Regions from separate parts of the Mus musculus genome. Here all the other regions are linked to region 5. A link is a loop called in an ENCODE intact Hi-C map of the cell type or tissue named here. Cell type or tissue: heart. All regions are shown on one strand.

Region 1 (4,000 bases), 190 kb after region 5:
TGACCTACCTGTTAAGTTCCAGGACAGCCAGGGGGATATAGAGAGACACTGTCTCAAAAAAAAAAAAAAAAAAAAAAAAAAACAAAGCAAAAAATAACCAAAACAAAGTAAGCAAGCAAACAAAAGTCAAAATCGTGCAATTTCCAAAGATTAGAGAGTGCACACCTTTCAGTGTGTGGAGAGGGCCCTCTTCAGGCAGCCTCATGAAGTGCTTCACATCTCAATATGAATTTAGCTTTGAATAAACATTACCCTGCAAGCTTAGTTTTCAAAATCTTGCCCTTTTGAATAGATAATATGTAACCAAAAGTTCAAAAGCTATAAAAAGGCATAAATCTTTCTTACTCTCCTTTGTTTCATGCTGGGTCATCTGCTCTAAAAAATGCTAAAACTGCTTAACAATTTTCTGACTTAGGTGTCAGTAGTTGCAGGCACACAGGTTTTAAGGCACACATGGAAGGCATCCTCACGGGTAGGGGTGCTTGCAAGACGGCCTGATGACTTTAGGTTGGTCACTGGAACTCACAAGGTGGCAGGAGATGAAAGGACCTCAAAGAGTGGTCCTCTGACTGCCACACACACATAATAATGAAAAGAAAAAAAAAAACCTCAAACTTTAAAATGGCATTTCTGTAATTTTTGTAATAATATAATTGAAACTGGGTTTGCTTGGTGAATTTAGAATATTCTTGACTTGCTTATTGTTTATTACTGTGAAAACTAAGGAATGTATCGCCAGGGCGGTGGTGGCGCACGCCTTTAATCCCAGCACTTGGGAGGCAGAGGCAGGCGGATTTCTGAGTGTGAGGCCAAACTCAGGTCTACAGAGTGAGTTCTAGGACAGCCAGAGCTACAGGTACAAGTATAGAAAGAATCCGTGCCCCATACTGACTGCTGTGGGGTGTGTGTGTGTGACAGAGAGAGAGAGAGAGAGAGAGAGAGAGAGAGAGAGAGAGAGAGAGAGAGAGAGAGAGAGAGAGAGAGAGAGGTAGGTCATGATCTCAGTCTGATACATCTGAGATTCTAGAATAAGGTTAAGAAATATGCAGGTCTTTGGGGATCACAAATAATGTGTCATTTTTAGGAGAACTTGCCCTTTTCATTTTCTTTCAAGGGACTTTCATTGGCGACTTTTCACTTCTCAGCACTTTTCTGTAGAAAGTTTGGGAAAACTTGGGGAGGTAATAAAGATCTACAGACTCAGCACCATATGACACCCAACAAAAGTGGGGTCAACTCCATCCCATCCTGTGTGTTAACTTGTTCCCTTGAGATTAAGAACATAGACTGAAAACTGTGAATGGTTGCTAGGAAGCACATCAACTGTTTTGCTTTTAGACCATCCCCATACCTTTAACATAGCAAATGACCGGAGTATTACATTTATTTTAATTAAAAATTTGTGCGCCCTACCCCCACTGTGTGGGGAGGTCAGAGGATAACTTTGTAGAGTGGTTTCTGGGCATTAAACTCTGGTCCTCAGGCTTACAACATTGAAGGGCAAGTACTTTTACCTGATGAGTTTTCTTTAGGGGAGACTGACCTTGAACTCTTGATCTTCCTTCCTCTTTCTGCCTCCACGTACTGGATTATATTCATGTCCAACTCCAGCAGAGTCACTTGGCAGTTTCCGAACTCTGGTGCAAGAGCCCAGGTGCAGGCCTGTCTGATCTGAGCTGTGACTCTCCGTTGCTTGGGTCGGGGAGTGCCCCCTGGTGGCAGGCAGCGGTGGTGGGCGGGAGACCGAGTTTGTGGGGAAGGTTGCGCCGGCCTGGCCTCTAAATCCTTTATCACGCGTGCCTGGGTCGTACCGGCCAGCCGGTTTTGAGCTGGCCCAGTGTACCCAAAGCTAGCTTAGTCGCTCCCTTTTCAAGACATCTGGTCTCTGGCCGCGCGTGCCTGTGTGTCTGCTTTCTTCCTTTGCAGGACACTTGGACCTAGTTGCGTGTGCTCGTGGGCCAGGTCTCTTTCCTTCTCTCTTTCTCCCTCTGCAGGGCGGCTGACCTCTGGTCGCGCCTGCCCGTGGGCCTGGCCCCTTTTGCAGGAGACTGGCCCCTGGCTGCCCCAGGGACGTCCTAGAGTTTGGACTTCCGGGGTTGGCTCCCAGTCTGCTGCTTGTCACCCGCCAGGGCGTTTCCGTGCCCATGCATGGGCGCGGCCCTTTAAACTTCACTGTTTTTTAGACTTTGGGGGTGTGGTCACACTTTCTTTTTTTTTCTTCCCGTCCGTCCGTCGCGGTCATCCCAGACTCGCGGGTCCTTCTCTTGCCCTGCTTTCCAGATGCTTTGGAGTCATGAGACGGGAGGGCGCAGGGACCCCTCTGATGGCCGAGGTGATCCGAGGTGAGTGCACGGGGCAGGACTTAGGATGGCTGGAGGAGCGACTTGCTGCCCTAGGAGCCCAACTGGCCTCCTTTCTGGGTCCACTGACTTTGGGGGTAAACCTTAATGTGCCTTAATGTGCTTGTGACCCCTATGTCCTACAGCCTCTCCACCCACCCTGTGTGGGAGCTGGTGAAATTCCCAGTCCAGCCAAAGATCAAAGGTCATTTGTGATTAGAAAGGACAAAGCCCTGTCACCCATTTGAATGCGGCTGCAAGAAGTTTGTTGCATTTACTAGGAGATATTTGCAGCTGTTCTGAGAGAGGAGATACAGATTGGAAAGTTTAAAGTACCATTTGAGAAAAGGACGTCTCGGCTCTTGTTTCTTACCACTTTGATTTTTGCCATGTTTTGGGTGTAGGTATCTGAGTGCTGTTAAGATGTTGCCTTTTTCTGGGGGTTGGTGGGAATAAAGATGGATGGAGCCTTTGAACATCACTTCCCTTCTTGCTGAACTCCACAGCATCTGACTCATGCAACACAGATTCTACCCCAGTCTGGCCTCCCCTCACATTCACCTTGATTTTAAACAGCAATTTATAAGAAACCCAAAGCAGTGATTCCAATTTAAAAAATACGTATCTATGAGATTAATTGTATAAACATACCACCTTGTGTTCTATAGTTGTAAACAGCAACATGTATTTTCATGTATTGCTACATGTATTTTCAGTGTGTCATCGTAAACTTAATGCATGGTTATAGGCTAGCTATCAGAGGTATGCTGAATTTCCTGAAATTTCTTAGTCTAGTTGCTGCAGAAACTGAAACAGTACCACTACATGAAATAATCACCTACCACCATGGTCCTTACTAAGATTAAGACAATTTCTTCTTTAAAGCTTTGCTTATTTATTAATATTCACCAAAGAGACTTTTTGAAGTTACACATTGTCACCTCTGCCATCTGAAACATGGGGTGGGGTGGGGGGGACACAACAAAATCAAACAAGCCATCTTTGAATTCATCAGAAAGGAGTTGGGTCTTGGCTGGGGACACCTGTTTAAGAACTTGAAGAAAAGAACACTGCTGTTTTCCATTGCAGATCGCCTTTGTTTTGCCATTCTCTACAGCAGACCAAAGAGTGCAACAAACGAACATTATTTCAGCATAGATAACGAGCTAGAGTATGAGAAGTAAGTATTGCCTCTTGGAAGACTCAAACTTTTGAAATTTCCTCTGAGGAATCTCTAGGTATGTGTGCAGATGACATAGGCTTGGAAAAATTGTATATCTGAAAAACACTTGCAGCTGGGTGCTGTTTCAGATTCTTGGTTAAAAAAAAAAAGATCTTTGAGGATACAAAGAACCTCTATTTAAACCCTGATTAGTTATTCTTATAGTTTATACTATAGAGCTGTGTAAAATAAGAATGTGTAAAATACTGGTTTTGCTAGTGGATAATATGTCAAGAACAATTTTTTTTTTTAAATTGAGGTTAGTTATTCTACGATTGGTGTGTGTGTGTGTGTGTGTGTGTGTGTGTGTGTGTAGGGCTATGTTAGGGGGAGGTAACAAGATCTGGTGCAAGTAGCTGAGCTCTCTGCTAATGAGGTGCATAACTCTAGCTCACTTGTTGAATAATTATGTAGGTATTGTTTACCAGAATAATTCCTT
Region 2 (4,000 bases), 670 kb before region 5:
CCCCCAAATCTTGAGTTACAGTTGTGTGATGCCACACTGGTGCTGGTGCTGGGAACAGAACTTCTGTCCTCTGCAAGGACAGCAAGTGCTTTTAGTTTTGCGTCATCCCTCCAGTCCTCCAGGTTACATTTAAATCATTGCAGTTCAATTTGAGTTTTCACAAACTGGAATTTATTCAAAGAATATCTGAAAGACACGAGGTCCAGGCTGGCATTTTAACCAAATGGTATTAGATGTTTTTGTGTAGGTAGTATAGAGGGCAGGCTCAGAATCAACAAAACATGGTTGAAACAGAAGGAAAACTTAGGCTCATTAAAGGATATTGAGAAGCCAGCCCATCTCAATTCGAGTCTATAGCCAAGTTAAGTTTCTGTTTACTATAAAACTTGAAGTTTATATATTTCTCAGAGATGGGCTGCACCCTAGCCCAGTAACCATAGAATGTACTGTAATACCTCCCGCCCCAGCTACCTGTTTTTGAGAATGTTCTATACCAATACCCATTGTTCCATGACCCACTTTAACCTTGACCACCTGGTTTCACTTCTGTATCTACGATTCCATGCAAAATCCCCCACCCCATGGTTTTGCCCTATATAAAGGGCTTGAGAAGTTGGCTTGGGGCTGGTATTGTGAACCCCGTTTTAGGGGGAGACAGCTGCTGATTTGTCTCTGGTTTGTACACAATAAATCTTGCTTTAAACTGGCCATAATTTGGGTTGGTGATCTTTCGATTCACGTCTGTGAGATTAACAATATAATTTACAAAAATGACAGAAATCTGTAAATGTGCTTGACTTGTTTAAACATTCTGTCTCCAGTTATATTTAACAATTAAGAACAATGTCCAGTGTGGTGGCTTAAACCGACACCCAGCATATGGAAAACTGAGGCAAGATCATCAACATGTATTTAAGGCCAGCCTGGGTCATATATGAAGAAGGGTTGAGGACAATCTGCCTGAGATTGTGGATAAGAAAGTTCTAGGTTTAGTAAGTGCGAGCGTGCGTGCTTGCCTCTGGGGAGTGAGCATAGCTAGAGCCTATTGGAATACCAGGGAAGTGCTCTACCACTGAGCAATATATTCTGTGTAATTTTCTGTTAATCAGTGCATGGTTGGAGGCTTCTGAAATCCTGTCAATTGTAGACCACTTCCCCATTGCAGGATTACAGTTCCAGGGGCTGTGTGTCAGTTTGTTCTTTTTATAACTATCATCCTAGGAAAGGGGATAACATTTGAAATGTAAATAAAGAAAATATCTAGTAAAAAATCATTTACTTGGGGTAGGGGCTGGAAAGAACTCAGTTCCTATGCTACCTAAGGACCCAAGTCAGATCCCTAAAACCCACGAAAAGGGGGAAGGTGGGATGACGTGCAGTTGGAATTCTAGCCCGGGGTAGGAGTAAACAGTCCCTAGGACTCGCGGGCAGTCTAATCCAATCAGGAACGCTTTGGGTCCTTCCAGTCTCCGTTAAAATCTATAGGCCTGGAGTCCCTAGAAGATGACGCAGTTTTGATGCGCTACGCAGTCTGGGCGGAGCTTGCCCGAGCTTCTGGAGAGGGGTGGGCGTTCTAGGCGGGAGCTGCCTTTGCTGAGTTCTCCGGGCGGGACGCCGTCTCCCGACTGTTCGGGCGCTACTGAAAACTACTCACTGCCAGTGTCGGGGTCCTGTGTTCACGACCACCACTGAATAGTTGAGGGCCCTGTTCGCTTCCTGCACGGATCCAGCCTCGGCGTCCTCTCAGCAGCCGGTGTCGCCACTGGCGCCGCCGCCCGAGCGGCAGGCCGCTGCGGATCGCGGAGCCCATGAAGGCTCGGGCCCCGCCGCCGCAGTGGCGGCGTCGCCAGTGTCTTGGAGCGCTCCGAACCTGCTCTGGCATGACGGCGGCATGAGCACGGACGGGGAGTCGCCGGAGGAGCCGAGGTGGAAGGCGGTGGCCTCACCCAAGGCGTCAACCATGCCTGAGAAGCGCGGGAGCGCTCAGGCCGCGAGCGGCAGCTGGGTAAGTTTTGACTGGGTTCGGACAGGGACTCTGGGATTGTGGCTGTTCTAGGAGAGCCAGGTTCTTTGAAAAGCTGGCTTTCCTATCAACTCCTCCCCAGACGAACCTCTAGGAGATTTGGTTATTGATTCAAAAGCCACCAGACGCGGGACAGTAATATAATTTGGATATAATTCTGTGCAAATTGACAGAAATCTTCTGGGCACAGATTTTGTCCACAGCAACTTAGACAGTGTGTGTGTGTCAGTCTGTCTTAAAGCCTTCATTTTTCGCAGTCTCCGGAATTGCCTACAGGGATGCTGGAGGTCAAAGTGGGAGGCGCCTGATACTTCCTCCTCCTCTGGGTTTCAGAAGTGGCCTTAGTGTAGTAAGAGGAAGCTGAAGATCTCTGTACCTGAAGGTGAAAGTTCAGCCTGATCTCCTTTAGTGACATGTAAAGTTGAGATGAGTTTGACAGCTAGGGAAGGCTTATTTTCCTTGACCTGGATTCACAGTACAGACCTTACCAGTGCCACTTTTTCTTCTTCTTCTTTTAATGGTTGGAAACTAAGCACAGGGACTAATGTCATTTCTTCAGTCATAAGTATAAAAAGGATTTTTGGGGAAGGATCTACTTAGGACTTAAAACTTAAAGTTTTGCAGTGAATTGAGTACAAACTCTTGCAACTATGGGAAAGTTTGTTCAATGAGAAATAGGAATTTATTTAAATATGATATGTGTGGTCATGTGTTTTTCCTGTTTTTAAGCTTGCATATTTAATTTCTGTTAAAGAATACTAAGTGGTTCCAAGTGCATACTTGACTGTGTGAATTCATCTTTGGTACAATTGGGAGGGTAGAGAATTAGTAGTATGCAGAATGAAATCTCAAGTCAAAATTCAAACATGCAAAAATTTTGAGGTAAAACAGAACCACATACTATATCACATAGTATATTTTAGTAAGGGCTTACTAGGTACAAAATTGCTGCAACTCTCAAAAGTCTGCCAAGTACAGACCTTAAAGTCTTGTTCTGTCTGCATTCTTGTGGCTCATTTCCTTGATGTTTTAGACCTAGAGTAGAGCTGGCTTTTAGTCCTGATTCTACCAGAGTTTTACCACTCAGTGCCTGATCTGTTAAATGGTCATGTATTGAAGAAGCATAGGGGGATAATTTTTTTTCCCAAAGCTAAGGTTTTTCTAATGTAGAAAGCTTACCTTGTGGGGTAATTTCTGTAAAATTGGTTTTTCTCATTAAATAGGTTACACTTTACTTTCTAAATGAAACTAAATTACCAGTTCACCTTCTTGGCTTCCACTAGTGGATGGACAGTACTAATTAGTGGACAAGCCAAGCCAAGCCCAAGGAATGTGCCAGCTAGAAGTCAGTGTAGGGTATTTTTTCTCTATTTCTTTCTACCTGACTCTTTTAAATTTGTTTTATATATTTACTGTTTATGTATACTGTGTGTGGGTTCAAGAGCACATATGTTTTGAAACCTTATGTTTTGAAACCAAAGCTCCTTCAACGTGGAGCTCACAGCCTTTCTAGACTGGCTGGTTAGTGAGTCTCAAGGATCCTCCTATCTCTGCTTCGTACACTCATCCCATCCCTTCTCTGTATAGCCCTGGCTGTCCTGGAACTCAATTTGTAGACCAGGCTGGCTTCGAACTCAGAAATCCGCCTGCCTCTGCCTCCCGAGTGCTAGGATTAAAGGCGTGTGCCACCACACCTGGCTACATCCCATCCCTTCCTGCTAATCCCAGTACTTGGGTTACCAGCACATTCACCTTGCCCAGCTTTTTATATATATATTAGATATGAACTCAGATCCTTTTGGCTTGTATGTCAGGTATTTACAGAACTATCTCCTCAGCCCATGTATGGATTCTGAATGGTCATACTCTCCTTGTGAGCCCTTACCATGATAAAAAATATTCAGTTCTTTCCCATTTTCTAATTTAGAAAGGAGCCAGACCCCAGTCTAAAACCAATGTGCTTGAAACAAGAACTTT
Region 3 (4,000 bases), 800 kb before region 5:
AGGGACCTAGAGTTGGGACAGTGATCAGGGTTATAATGAATATATAACTTATTAGAGAAACAAACAAAAAAGCAAGAAAGCAATTTTATTTTTAACTCATACACACTATCATCTCCCCAAAACGAATCTGGAAAGGCTCCTCCTACAAGAACTTCCACAAGTTCCATCTTATCTAGAACTTTTTTTTTAAAAAATCAACTGCATTTAGACCCTGGACACTATAGGCTCATGTTCATCCTGTGATGAAAATGCATTCAGTCTACAGTGATCCTCATAGTGTGTAGGAGACCCTGCACTGTTCAATGTCTAAAGTCTCTTCTGACACTCAAGGCAATATTTGAAGGCCACATACAAAGGATGGACTGAGGCCCCCACCATATATGTAGTTTATGTGCTACTCAGTCTTCACGAGGGTCCCCCAACAATTGGAGTGGGGGATGACCCTTAAGCTGTTGCCTGTTTGTCCAAACTATTCCCCTAACTTGGCTGCCTTGTTTGACCTCAGTAGGAGAGGATGTGCCTAACCTGCAGATTTGACATGCCAAGGTTGAGGGATACTCAAGTGGTTCCCACCCTCCCTGGGAAGATAAAAAGGAGTCAGGTATGAGGGACTGTGTAATATGGAATGGGGAGGGGATAGCGATTAGAATGTAAATTGAATAAATAAATAAATGGGAAAAGTGAAGAAATACATGTAAATAGAATAAAAATATACAAATTAGTACATAATTTTTAGATTTTTGCCCTATTCAGTATTTCAGGGAAAAAGCTGAGTAGGAAAGATTTTTGGCCAAAATATCACACAAATGACCTCTAGCTAAATTTCTCACAAAGTCTATTTTCCACTGACATACTATAACCTGAACTTCCTCTGGCTGCAATACTGTCAACACTCCAATCTTCCAGGTCCTATGAGAGCAACCAATTAAGCTCCATGTACAGCTTTCTATGACTTTTGCCATCTCATTTTCTGATACTTTCCACACTCCTTCAAAAGAGAACATAGATTCTAACAACAAAATCTCATTTTGATACCATTTTTTTGGGTTGTTAATGTTCTAACTTGCTACTCTGCTGCTGTGATTGAATCCTGAGTAAAATCATCTCAGGTAATAAATGGTTGTTGTACATGGTTCTGTCAGATCACAGTCCATCATTCTGGAAAGTTAAAATAGAAACTAAAGGCAGAGAATGAAGGGGAAAAAAACGAAAAACGAAGGACAAACACTGTTTCCTGGCTTGCTTTCTTGCTTGGTCACTGTCACATTCCCACCTAGCTTCATCTAGCCCAGACCCACTTGCATAGGAATATTGACACCCTCAGTAGAAGAGCCTTCCCATATCAATCATCAACACTCTCTCTCATAGATACAGAAAGCAGGCATTCTGCTGAGCGCACACCCTCAATTATAAGGCTCCTTCAAATGACTGTAGCTCTGAAATGTTGAAAATTTAAGACAATTATAACACAGAGACAGTAATAAATGAGGAACTTGTAAAAGCCCAAAACCTGAGCTAACCATTACAGGAGGTCCTGACACCACAAGAGGGAGTTGGAGTTGGGGCTGAGTCAGGACAAAATGGGAAATGCAGCTAGCTCAGAGCAAGGAAGGATACACTGAAATGGGGAGTTCAGAGCCTGTGCTGCCCTGGGGTGAGCTGTCTTTAACCCTGGGTTCCTAGGCCAGTGAAACTAAAGAGATGGCTAAAACAGCAGGAAGGTAAACAGAGGAGCAGATTGCCCAACAGACCTTGAAATAAGACTGCTGGTCTAAGGAAGATATGGTAACTTTGTTGGAATGGATGAAGAACTTTCTATCTACTGACAGCTCCAAGTTCAAAACTACAGAGTCACATATGGCCTGGGAACAGAGTCAATCACATGGGGGATAAATGAGGTCTTTGTCCTTTCCAACCTGTAAAACAGGGTAGGGAGAGCTTGATTTTGCCCTGGATGCTGTCTTGAAGAGCTTTCCGTCATGGGCAGTGTAGGTCCTGGTCCTCTTGGTAAGGATTTAACTCCAAGGTGAGTAACTAAATTGATTGGGATGGAAAGTCTCTTCCTCTCAGTCACAGAATAGTAGTGTCACACACATAAAAGACAGCCACAAGGGGGAGGTAAAGGCCACCCAGCAGATTCCTCCATTTGCACAGAGTAGAAAATGAAGATAGATAGGATGGCAGCTGTAAATTTGCTCTAACCTTCCGAGCAATTACTACCACGGGCACACCGTCCCCTATACCAGACTCTGGAACATCTTCCAAGCCCTTTGTGGCTATGACTCTCCAGAGTATCATTGCAGTGGTGTTCCACATTCGCTTTGGTCATCTCCCTCCACAAATACTCAAGAAAAATCCAAAAACCAAAACACACAGAGAAAAATTTGACAGACAAGCCACTGACACAAAGAACAACAATGACTCATCTTTACAGTCAGCCTTTTGCGATGATATCATAAACAGCCAGGGCCTGGGGGTTGAGGGGGTGCCCTGGGGGAAGAGGGGGCTGCGAGGAGGGGGAGAAATACAAGGCAGGGATGCTGCAGAGGAGGGGGGTGCTCCTCCCTGCAGGCCTGGACCTGCAGGGAGCAGGATGGAGAGGACAGTGGAAAGGCACAACTGCAGCATCAAAGGATGGGGCAGGGGCAGGGGGTGCCAGGGTCACAGGCAGAGATTCAGGCCACTCTTGACCCCTCTGGTCACTCTCACCCCCGCCCCATCCTGCCCCGCAGCAGCTTCGGCCCCGCCCCAGCCCCCACCCCTGGCAAGGAGATTAGCCGGAACATTTTTAGACTCAGGCCAAAGCAGCTGCTCAGAGATGACCCCGAAGACCAGGCTTTTGACCCCTCAGGTCTCTTTAGAGTCACTCTCAGGTGTGCTGGTTGGAACACAGCTATCAGGGTTGGTGCACCTCTCTCCCCCTTCCTTCCTGGCAGTGACCCTGTGAGGTCACACTGTCCGCCGTGGCCACGCCCCCTAACCATCGCCACTCAGGTCCCTAACGGGGACACGGAGCCCACACGTGGCATTCACGAAACAGCCCTGGGACACCCGTGATTCCGCCCTACCCACCCCCGCGCCTGCCCGAAGTCCTGCGGAACCAGGACAGAAAAACGAAGTTGCAACCCCAGGCCAGCTCCACCAGCGCCTACAGCACTGCAGGGTCATTCCAGTCACCACCCAAGGAACGGTCACGCGTGCCCGGGCGGGGGTCCGAGTTCGGCGGGGTGGGAGTGGGGGGTCACAGAGTGTCTCTGGGATGGCGCGGTGCTCCCTGTCCACTGAGGTAACCTCTGACATCCCACGTGACCCTTGACCTGTTATTTGGAGCTGCCCTCACACTTGACCCCGATAACATACGTGAACTCCTAACCTGTGACCCCAACATCTATATTGCCTTGTGACCCCGACTGTACCGGTATACGCCTATCTTCCTCCTCTCACAGCCTCGGCCACTCCACGTCCTGGTCCCTCCCCCACCCACCGGCTAGGGATTCCCATGACCTCAGATGTCCTCCTGTGACGTCACAACCCCCCGCCCCCCCCCGTCTAGGCTTCCACATTGTCACTCACCTCTCTAGGTCCTGTTGTCGTCGTCGTCCTCCTCCGGCCTCGTGCTGGTCGGGCGCAGGCGGGGGCGCCAAGGGACAGCGCGTGGGCAGGGTCAGAGGTCGAGTGGTGGGGTGTTGCGGCATCGTGGGTGGCGGGGTCGGGAGACTCGGAGTCACGAGTGGTTCACGGTTAGAGAGGTCAAGGGTCTTGGGGTCGGGGCTCGCAGGGTGGGGTATTACGGGGTCACGGGTGATCGAGTCAGAGGTCGCAGGGTCGGGGGTCGCGTCCTGGATGCGCCGCAGCCGGTCCGGCAGAGCGCGGTGTGTATTGGGATCGCGGATCCAGCACAGGAACAGCTGGTACATCTTAATCTGCAGCCGAGGCTGCAGCGGCTTCCCAGGCGGCATGGCGGCGACGGAGGTGCGGGATGGGCCAACAGACTGGCCCG
Region 4 (4,000 bases), 280 kb after region 5:
GAAGGATCCATGGAGGAATGGTGCTTGCTGGCTTACTCATAGACTGATATTTTGCTAACCTTCTTATACAATCCAGGAACACCTCCCCCAGGGAATTGTGCTTCTGATCTGTTAACAGACAATCTACCACAGAATTGCCTCAGGCAAACTGGTCTGGACACTCTCAATTGAGACTCCCTTCTCATGTGCATCTAGGCTGTGTCAAGTTGATAGTTAAAGCTAATTAAGACAGATAGCATTGGTTCTATTCTCTCCTTTCTTCCACTTGTCCTTTCTCTGTCCTTTGCTTTGAAACTGTGACCTCTCAGATCATCCCAGAAAACAAAGTAACAAAGTTAGCCTGTAACTCTTTTGCTGGATGCTTCTTTAGTTATATTAGACCAGGCTATAAAATCAGGGCTTGTGAGTTGTTCTTCATAGATTCTTGGCTAATGTTGGTAATAGTCTGTCTAGACATAAGGTAGTTATTTCATTTCTGTAGGTATAAGTATATAAAGCATCATGTGCCTCATTCTTCTTAATTTCCATGTTCCATTTTCTAGACACCTCACAGATAGTACTTTGTTAGCCTTTATTAAATGATGCCTCTTAATATCACCAACATGAACTGTTGATTACAAGAACTGTGTAGTGTTTCAAAGCAGAAGGTTAATATTTGTTGTAAATTAGAAAATTACTTTAAAATAGGTTCTTTAATCCAGGGATTTTATTAGAATCTGTTAAGGATCAGATAAAATTGCTCGGGATTAATGAAAACAAGAGGGATGTTTGTATACTGGGAACTCAATGAATGTAAGTTGTATATATTTATGTGTATATGCTGGTGTCCCAGAGTTCAGAGGAGGATGTCAGTTTCTCTGAAACTGGAGTTTCAGGCAGTTATGAGCTACCAGACATGCATGCTGGGAATCAAACCAAAGCCCTTTGCAAGAGCAGCAAATGTTGCTGAGCAATTTCTCCAGCCCTTCAGCTTCCATTTTCAAAGCTGCTTCATGTACATTTTTAGATGTGACACTAAATCTCTCTATATATTTTAAAGATATATTTATTTATTTTAGGTATATGAGTACACTGTAGCTGTCTTCAGACACACCAGAAGAGGGATTCCATTACAGATGGTTGTGAGCCACCATGTACTTGCTGGGAATTGAACTCAGGACCTCTGGAAGAACAGTCAGTGCTCTTAACCACTGAGTCATCTCTCCAGCCCTCTCTATACTTTTTAAATTGTTTTGTGTCTCACACAGGATAAAAAATTTTGCTTTGATAGCAATAGTCATGCTTCTTGACTCTATTCAAGTTCTACATGTTCAAGTTGAAAGCCCCCTTTTACTTTCTTTTTAAGGCTTTAGGATACATTGTAAAAGATTTGACAGACTTTTATCAAGCTTTTTTTCCGTAGCTTTTTTTCATGCTGAGGATTGAGCCCAAAGCCTTACAACACATGCCTAGGTGTACCAATAAGCCACACCCCCAAGGGACTACATTTTGAACACTGAAATAGTATAGCTGGTTTTTTGCTTGCTGAGTTTTAGCTTTTGGAGACTGTTTCTCTGTGTAGCTGTAGCCCTGGGTGGCCTCAAACTCTGAGGTCCGCCTGCCTTTGACACCTGCTGGGAGTAAAGGCATGCACTAGCACCCTGTCTTTTTAGTCTCAGCAGGAGACCACTGCTCGTCTGTGACGGGTTTTAGTGTCTTCAGAGTTAGTGTACATCCTTAGGCTGTTAATTATATCTAGGACAGAACATAGACATCAGGAATATACGCACACATTGCATATAGCCCCCTGGTGGCATCAAAGTGGAGCAAGAAGCAGCTCAGAGTGACTTCAGTTCTCCCAGAATCAAACTCACCACATTCCTGGCATGTTTTTCATTCTCTTGTGGCTGGAAGCAAGTGGAGTTGCCAGGTTACCCTTCATCAAGGGTAATTTTTAGAAACCTTGTCAGTGTTCTGCTTTCTGGGTGATTCATCTTGCACTTGAGCAGGTTAGTGTTGAATAGTAATTATTGGCCAGTGTTTAACCTGTGGGCCTCTTGCCCAGCCCTTCATTCAAGTGTTCCTGATAGCTATATCTTTTTTTTTTATTTTTTAAACTTTCACTATCAACTATGAAACAAAGTATTTTAGTGGATTTGAAACAATGTAGTAAGGTTTCTGTTGTCGTTTACAATATTATCCCATTGTGGGAAACAAAAGCTGAACTTTCCGTTTCCAGATTGACTATTAAAATCAGACTGTATTTCCCGTCCCGCCCCCCACCCCCCCATACAGTAGATACAAGCTGTGGTACCCAGCCAGCCTCCAGAAAAGAAATCCAATTTAAAATGTTAAATGTATATGAGTGTTTGGCTTCCTTGAATGTGTATCATGTGCATGCATTGTCAGAGGAAGCTACAAGAGGGAAGCAGATCACCTGGGACTGAAGTCACATACTGCCACCACTGGGAGCTTGGAACCCAAGTCTCCTGGAGGAGCAGCAAGTCCTCTTAACCATGGAGCCATTTCTCTGGCTGCTTTGTTCTTTTTTTTTTTTTTTTTTTTTAAAGATACTTTTACTTGTCCCACTTCAAAGATACAAATTACTCAATGTATCTTCTTGAAACATTTCACTTCAGTTCACAAGTTACTTTCTCTCCATAAAGTCAAATTTGACTTCGGTATCTTGCTAGGTATAGTTTATTTACCCAAAATAAAGATGTGGCTAAAAATAAGGTCACACTATTGGCTGCTTTGATTTGTTAATTTAGGCAGTTTTCTCTAAAACAACACTCTGGTGCCTAAATTAATTTAGGCATAGCTTTGTATTTGATGGAGTTTAGTTACCGGTTCTATCGCTTAACCACTGGATACTCATTCAGATATAAAAATCTTTATGGAGTCTCTACTAGGAACAGGCTGCCTGGGAAACGCAGCAAGCAAATGAGCTCCAGTTGCCAGTTCTATCCTTTAGCCTCTAAAGAGATTTTTAAAAAATCTTTGAACTGCTACCACCATCAGACTGCCTGGGAAACACTGCAAGCAAGTACGACCGGGAGCTGACTACTGTGCGAATGGTTGCTCATGCGTCCCACCGCGGTCCCGAGCCTGGCAGCAAGAACCAATAGTCCGGGAACCGTAGCAGGGCTGGTCACGGGACTCACATTAAGAACCCATGCCCTTAGGCAGGAGTGGTGACTCACGTCTTTAGTCCCAGTACTGGGTGTGTGTGTGTATGGAGGGGGGGGGGCGAATGGGATCTCTGACTTCGAGGCCCTCCTGGTCCCTACATAGGGAGTTACAGGGCAGCCAGGACTCTATAGAGACCCTGTCTCAAAACAAAAACAAGCCGGGCGGTGGTGGCTCATGCCTTTAATCCCAGCACTTGGGAGGCAAAGGCAGGTGGATTTCTGAGTTCGAGGCCAGCTTGGTCTACAAAGTGAGTTCCAGGGCAGCTAGGGCTATGCAGAGAAACCCTGTCTCGAAAAACAAAACAAAACCAACAACAACCCCCCAACGCCCAAAAAGAAGTGGTGCTTTGCTGGCGCCTTGAGCAGCCGTGGGTGGGGTGGGGTGGGACGGGCGCGGCCTCAGCCCTTTAAACTGGCTGCGCGCGGGAGGGGGCGGATTGGGTGGGGCGATGGGGAGGGCCCTCTCCACTGCAACTTCTCCAGACTCCTACCCTCTTTACACCCCCTCTTCTTCTGGTGGGGGAGGGACCCAGCATGCTCGCCCCGCCCACCACCACGCCCCTTTCCCGCAGCTCCTCCAATCAACAGCCTCTTTCCCCCTCCCCACCTTCGCAGGAGTCATCCGGCCAGGGTGGGGCTCCCGACGGGTGTGTCAGGACAAGACGCGCGCTCCTACAGACTTTCGAACGCAGTTGGCCCTCCAGACAAAAAAGTATGAGAGCGGCGGCCAATGACGTGGCAGTAAGGACCCGCGCTCGAATTGGTTCCGCCCCCTCCGGACGGAACACAGCCTGGACCCGGCTATTGGCTCTCGCGACCTGTCACTCGTC
Region 5 (4,000 bases):
TGATATCAAACTATACCACATTTTTTTATCCTGTTACTTGTAGAAGTTTGATATTTATAATTCCACTCTGGAAAATACCTGTTTCAGTTCCTTTTTAATACAAGTAGCCACCTTTGTTCCAGCTAGAACATTTACTCTTAGCATTTAAATTACTATGAGCTGAGGATGGTGATACAGGCTTGTGACCCAGCACTGGAAAGATGGAGACAAGATATCAAGATCATCTCTGCCACAAAGGGAGTTCAAAGCCGACCTTATCTTCTCATCTTGAAAAGATCAAGCCAGACAGGGGTTGAGGGAGTGTAAAACCATTCTACTATATGCTGTATATTTGTGCTTTGTTACAGGTATTACATGGTTTTCAACTGTGCCTACTCTATTCTACCTTATCACTTTACAAAGTACCAAGACGTGTGGTTACTGCACCGTCTCTAGTGAGTCCACCATCTGGAAACCCACAGATGTTTTCTGTTCCTTTCACTGTTTCCTGTGTGCCTGGTTATCACAGAAGTCTTTTTAAAAGAAGAAGAGAAAGGTTTTGCAGAGGTCACTGAAGGCATCGGTTTAGAAATCACCAAATGGGCTACCTTTTTATTAGCCTGTACCTTTAACTATTTCCAAACAGAGTCCAGACACAAGCTACCACCTGTGTGTACGTAAGAGCTACAAGAAGTCAATGGAGCTCAACTGTCCTTAGAATTTGCAAAGATGTGACCAGAGAAATAAACAGAGGTCGGATTATGAAGGCATCATAATCCTGAAAACAGCATCTGCGCTCTTCCTTGTAGGCATTCAGGCCAGGAGCCAGCCCTGTTAGTCACCTCTGTGCTGCCAGGACTCACAGAACAACCAATTCATGTCAGGCCTACAACAAACATTTTAAAAATATGACATCTCTCCTATGTGTGTATATTATATACATGCATGCACATGTACATACATATGCATATATACACATATACACACATATATGCATTTTTTTGAGACAGGATCTTGCACTGTAGCCTAGCATGGCCTTCTACTCTTAGGAACCCTCCCACCTCAGACCCCTGAGTGGGGTTACAGGCATACACCACAACCACTACCAGATTTTGTTATGTATCTGAATAATGGATAGTTAAGATCCTATCTAATCCATCCCTGAAACGATATCCTGTCTTAGTTGTTATATAACCCTGCAGTAAATCTGAATGGCCAACACACAAGTCCTTTTATCATCTTCTCTCTGCTCCCCCCTCCTCGACATCGCAGGATCTAGACCAGTGGTTCTCATCCTGTGGGTCTTGACCCCCTTGGGAATCACATGTGAGATATTTACATTATAATTCATAACAGTAGCAAAATTACAGTTAATGCAGTATGACAAAAATAATTTTATGGTTGGGGCAGGGGGTCACCACAACATGAAGAACTAAAGGGTTGCAGCATTGGGAGGTAGAGAGTCACTGTTTTAGACTCATCTTAATATATCCCTATGAAATAAAACACAAGCTGGCTGAGTCACACTGGAATTTATTTACTGAGTGGATTCCAGGAATGTCTGCTTCCGCATCTGCAAGGCAGCCTCAGGCTCACTGACTGACCCACCCGACATGTGGGAAGTGTGCTTCGGGAACTGGACTGTCCATCCCTGGGCCTCAGCTTCTGGACTCTCGCTCCCAAATGAGCACTCAAGTCCCGTGAATAGCATGGGAAGCCTGAGGACCCAAATGGCCTTCACAGGAGGCCTCTTCTGAGTACCTGACCCCTGTGAATCAAGGCCCACCATTGTCCTTTCCCTAACAGCAACAGACAAGGTGCAATTAGACAGAAACACCCAGGGCTTTTATATGAACCTCAAATCCTGACCCAGTGGAACCAAAACTAAAACATGTCTGACTTCCCAGCTGTGTCCCCGGTATGAAGACAGCTTATACTCTGTGCTTCCACCAGGTGGTGCTGTAGTACCAATGTCCTTGAAGAGGGGACAGAGCCTGACAATCATCTCTAAGGCCGGGTGGCACCACTGAGGGGTGGCCCTGGAGAAGGACACAGCTAGCAGTTTCTGGAGGCTTTGTCTGTAGGACGTGAGTCTCTTTCTCTGCTGGGATGAACATCTCACGGTTCTGCCTCCCAGAGCCCAGCCCTCAAGCACACTAAGGAGCAGGACCAGGTGTGGTATATATAGCCGTGGGGAGGCCATGGAGGCAAATCAGAAAGAGGTGCTCCTAGGGCGAGCAGGAAGGCCTGGACCAGCATCTCACCCCTCTGGGATGAAGGGCCGAATCAGTTCTGGGTTCAACAGTGACTCCTCAAGAGGTCGATCCACATGGAAGTCGTGGACATGGGGGGGCCCTGGGTGAGCCTTGGGTGCAGGTCCCCCTGGGCGCTGAGGAATTGGCAGCTCGGATGGATGGGCAGGCAGAGGCGCTGTGAAGAAGTACTGATGCAGAAGGGCCTGGGGGTAGCAAGAAATCCAGTCATTATGTATCCCCAAAATCATTCAACTGACTCAGCAAACCTTGCCGACGTGCCTATGTCTGGAGCACTGTCCCAACAGCTGGGAACATTTCAGTGAGCCAAAAATTCTTGCCAACAGAGGAAGGGGTGGGAGACATAAACCAGAGAAAGGGGCAAAATGCACAGTATGTCCCCGGCAACAAAGAGAGCTTGTGGTGTAGCTAGCTATTCCTTCCCAATTGAAACATTCCCTCTGGGCAGGAGGCTCCTTGAAAACACACAAGTCCCAGGAAGTACCTAATACTAAAGCCCGACTCAGGTCAGATTTGTTATCAGTGTCCTTTCTGCAGTGAACAGACACTCGTTCGTGTCTCCCAGGACAAACCATATAATAAAGCTGGGTGGAAAGGCTGAGGAGGACTAGAGAGATGCTGCAGGCTTTGAAGAGCTGGGTCCCAGGAGCACAAGCCCAAAGGAAAGCCTAGGGCTTGAGAGGAGCAAACACAGGAGGGCTAGGAACACAGCAAGAGCAGTCAGGGTGAGAAAGAGACAACACTCACACCTGCAACTGCAGGCAAGACCCACTGACAAGGGGGAGGGGCTGGACAGAGGGCAGGGGTCACTGACTTCTCTCCCGAAGCCTCCTGGAGAACACTCCATCAAAACCCCACCTCCAAGGGTTCCACCCTACGCGGGTTCTAAGCGTCTCTGGCTTGGCAGGGTCAAGGGTCAACCTTTAACCCTACCTGGGAGGCTGCAATACGCTGTCGTGGAGGGTAGAGGAGGAACTGGCCCAGCAGGTCCAAGGCCTGGGGAGAGGCATCAGGCAGCACCTCCTCCAGGGGCACTGGTGCCTGCTCCTTGAAGGAGATCTTGTTGTAGTCAGGCAGCTCTGTGATCTCCTGAGCCCAGAGGAGAAAAAAAAGGCAATGAGAGCAGCCCCGCCCACCACCCCTTATCAGGCTCTCCCACCACACCTGATCCAGCTCTCCCACCTGATCAGGTGTTCATTCTGTTCTTCATTCAGCCCAGAGTCCATCACCACCCACAATGGCTCTCTCCTTCAGCTCCCCCCACTCTCTAAGGCCTGCTCCTTGCCCAGCTTACTGAGACCAGATAAAACCTGTCCCTCCTGCAGCGCCAAGACTTTGGTCTTCATTGGTCAAGAGGGAGTGGGGCCCAAGACACCTACATAGGGAGAAGCCAGTTCCTACTGGGGAACAGAGCAAGTGTGGCCCCTCCCCAGCAACAATGGTTGCTACTAACCGGCCAGACTCGAGGACTCGGGGTACCCAGGATGCGAAGCACACAGCACAGTTGTTCAATGTCGTTTTCGCCCGGGAACAGGGGGGACCCATTCAACAGCTCTCCCATGATGCAGCCCACAGCCCTGTGGATACAGAGCTAAGCGGTGGGAGATGTCACACGTGAGTGATCAAGCTACTCACACGAGCTTTAACACCTCACATCAGGATCAAGGTCCAGAGGTTCCCAGGGCAGCCATGTATCATTCCTCCACAGATATCTAGAACAGAGTCCTGCAGCTCCAGGACTCTTAGAG

The links. Peaks named below come from ENCODE experiments on the same cell type or tissue, not always from the same donor. Only the 100,000 strongest peaks of a DNase experiment are listed, where the experiment ranks them.
Region 1: it touches region 5 in a loop (4-fold over the local background); 14 of 42 quality-filtered maps call a loop at or near these places.
Region 2: it touches region 5 in a loop (2.4-fold over the local background); 17 of 42 quality-filtered maps call a loop at or near these places.
Region 3: it touches region 5 in a loop (2.9-fold over the local background); 11 of 42 quality-filtered maps call a loop at or near these places.
Region 4: it touches region 5 in a loop (2.5-fold over the local background); 10 of 42 quality-filtered maps call a loop at or near these places.

What each region holds. Positions count from the first base shown.
Region 1 is chr13:64,246,747-64,250,746 of GRCm38, reverse strand. Cdc14b (CDC14 cell division cycle 14B) reads left to right here. Exons shown (of 14, transcript NM_172587.3): 2 at 3,429-3,519. 1810034E14Rik (RIKEN cDNA 1810034E14 gene) reads right to left here and starts at 2,047. Exons shown (of 3, transcript NR_045798.1): 1 at 1,544-2,047. In heart, CTCF peaks have their summits at 190 (motif pointing left) and 1,720 (motif pointing left); DNase peaks (open chromatin) are centred at 1,756 and 2,116; H3K4me3 peaks cover 1,779 bases; H3K27ac peaks cover 1,528 bases.
Region 2 is chr13:65,110,509-65,114,508 of GRCm38, reverse strand. Mfsd14b (major facilitator superfamily domain containing 14B) reads left to right here and starts at 1,527. Exons shown (of 12, transcript NM_133680.3): 1 at 1,527-2,005. The coding sequence starts at 1,892. In heart, no CTCF peak of the experiment used is centred here; a DNase peak (open chromatin) is centred at 1,518; H3K4me3 peaks cover 1,795 bases; H3K27ac peaks cover 1,454 bases.
Region 3 is chr13:65,241,589-65,245,588 of GRCm38, reverse strand. Gm36445 (predicted gene, 36445) reads right to left here. Exons shown (of 4, transcript NR_165655.1): 1 at 3,417-4,000. Among named protein-coding and RNA genes, the nearest start is that of Gm36445, 2.1 kb to the right of the region's middle. In heart, a CTCF peak has its summit at 2,112 (motif pointing right); a DNase peak (open chromatin) is centred at 3,668; H3K4me3 peaks cover 1,552 bases; H3K27ac peaks cover 1,173 bases.
Region 4 is chr13:64,153,264-64,157,263 of GRCm38, reverse strand. No RefSeq gene overlaps it. Among named protein-coding and RNA genes, the nearest start is that of Zfp367, 2.1 kb to the right of the region's middle. In heart, a CTCF peak has its summit at 1,805 (motif pointing left); DNase peaks (open chromatin) are centred at 3,233 and 3,843; H3K4me3 peaks cover 1,268 bases; H3K27ac peaks cover 2,702 bases.
Region 5 is chr13:64,437,218-64,441,217 of GRCm38, reverse strand. Cdk20 (cyclin-dependent kinase 20) reads right to left here. Exons shown (of 8, transcript NM_053180.2): 6 at 3,706-3,829; 7 at 3,186-3,341; 8 at 1,497-2,437. The coding sequence ends at 2,240. Among named protein-coding and RNA genes, the nearest start is that of Cdk20, 6.7 kb to the right of the region's middle. In heart, a CTCF peak has its summit at 1,919 (motif pointing right); a DNase peak (open chromatin) is centred at 1,927.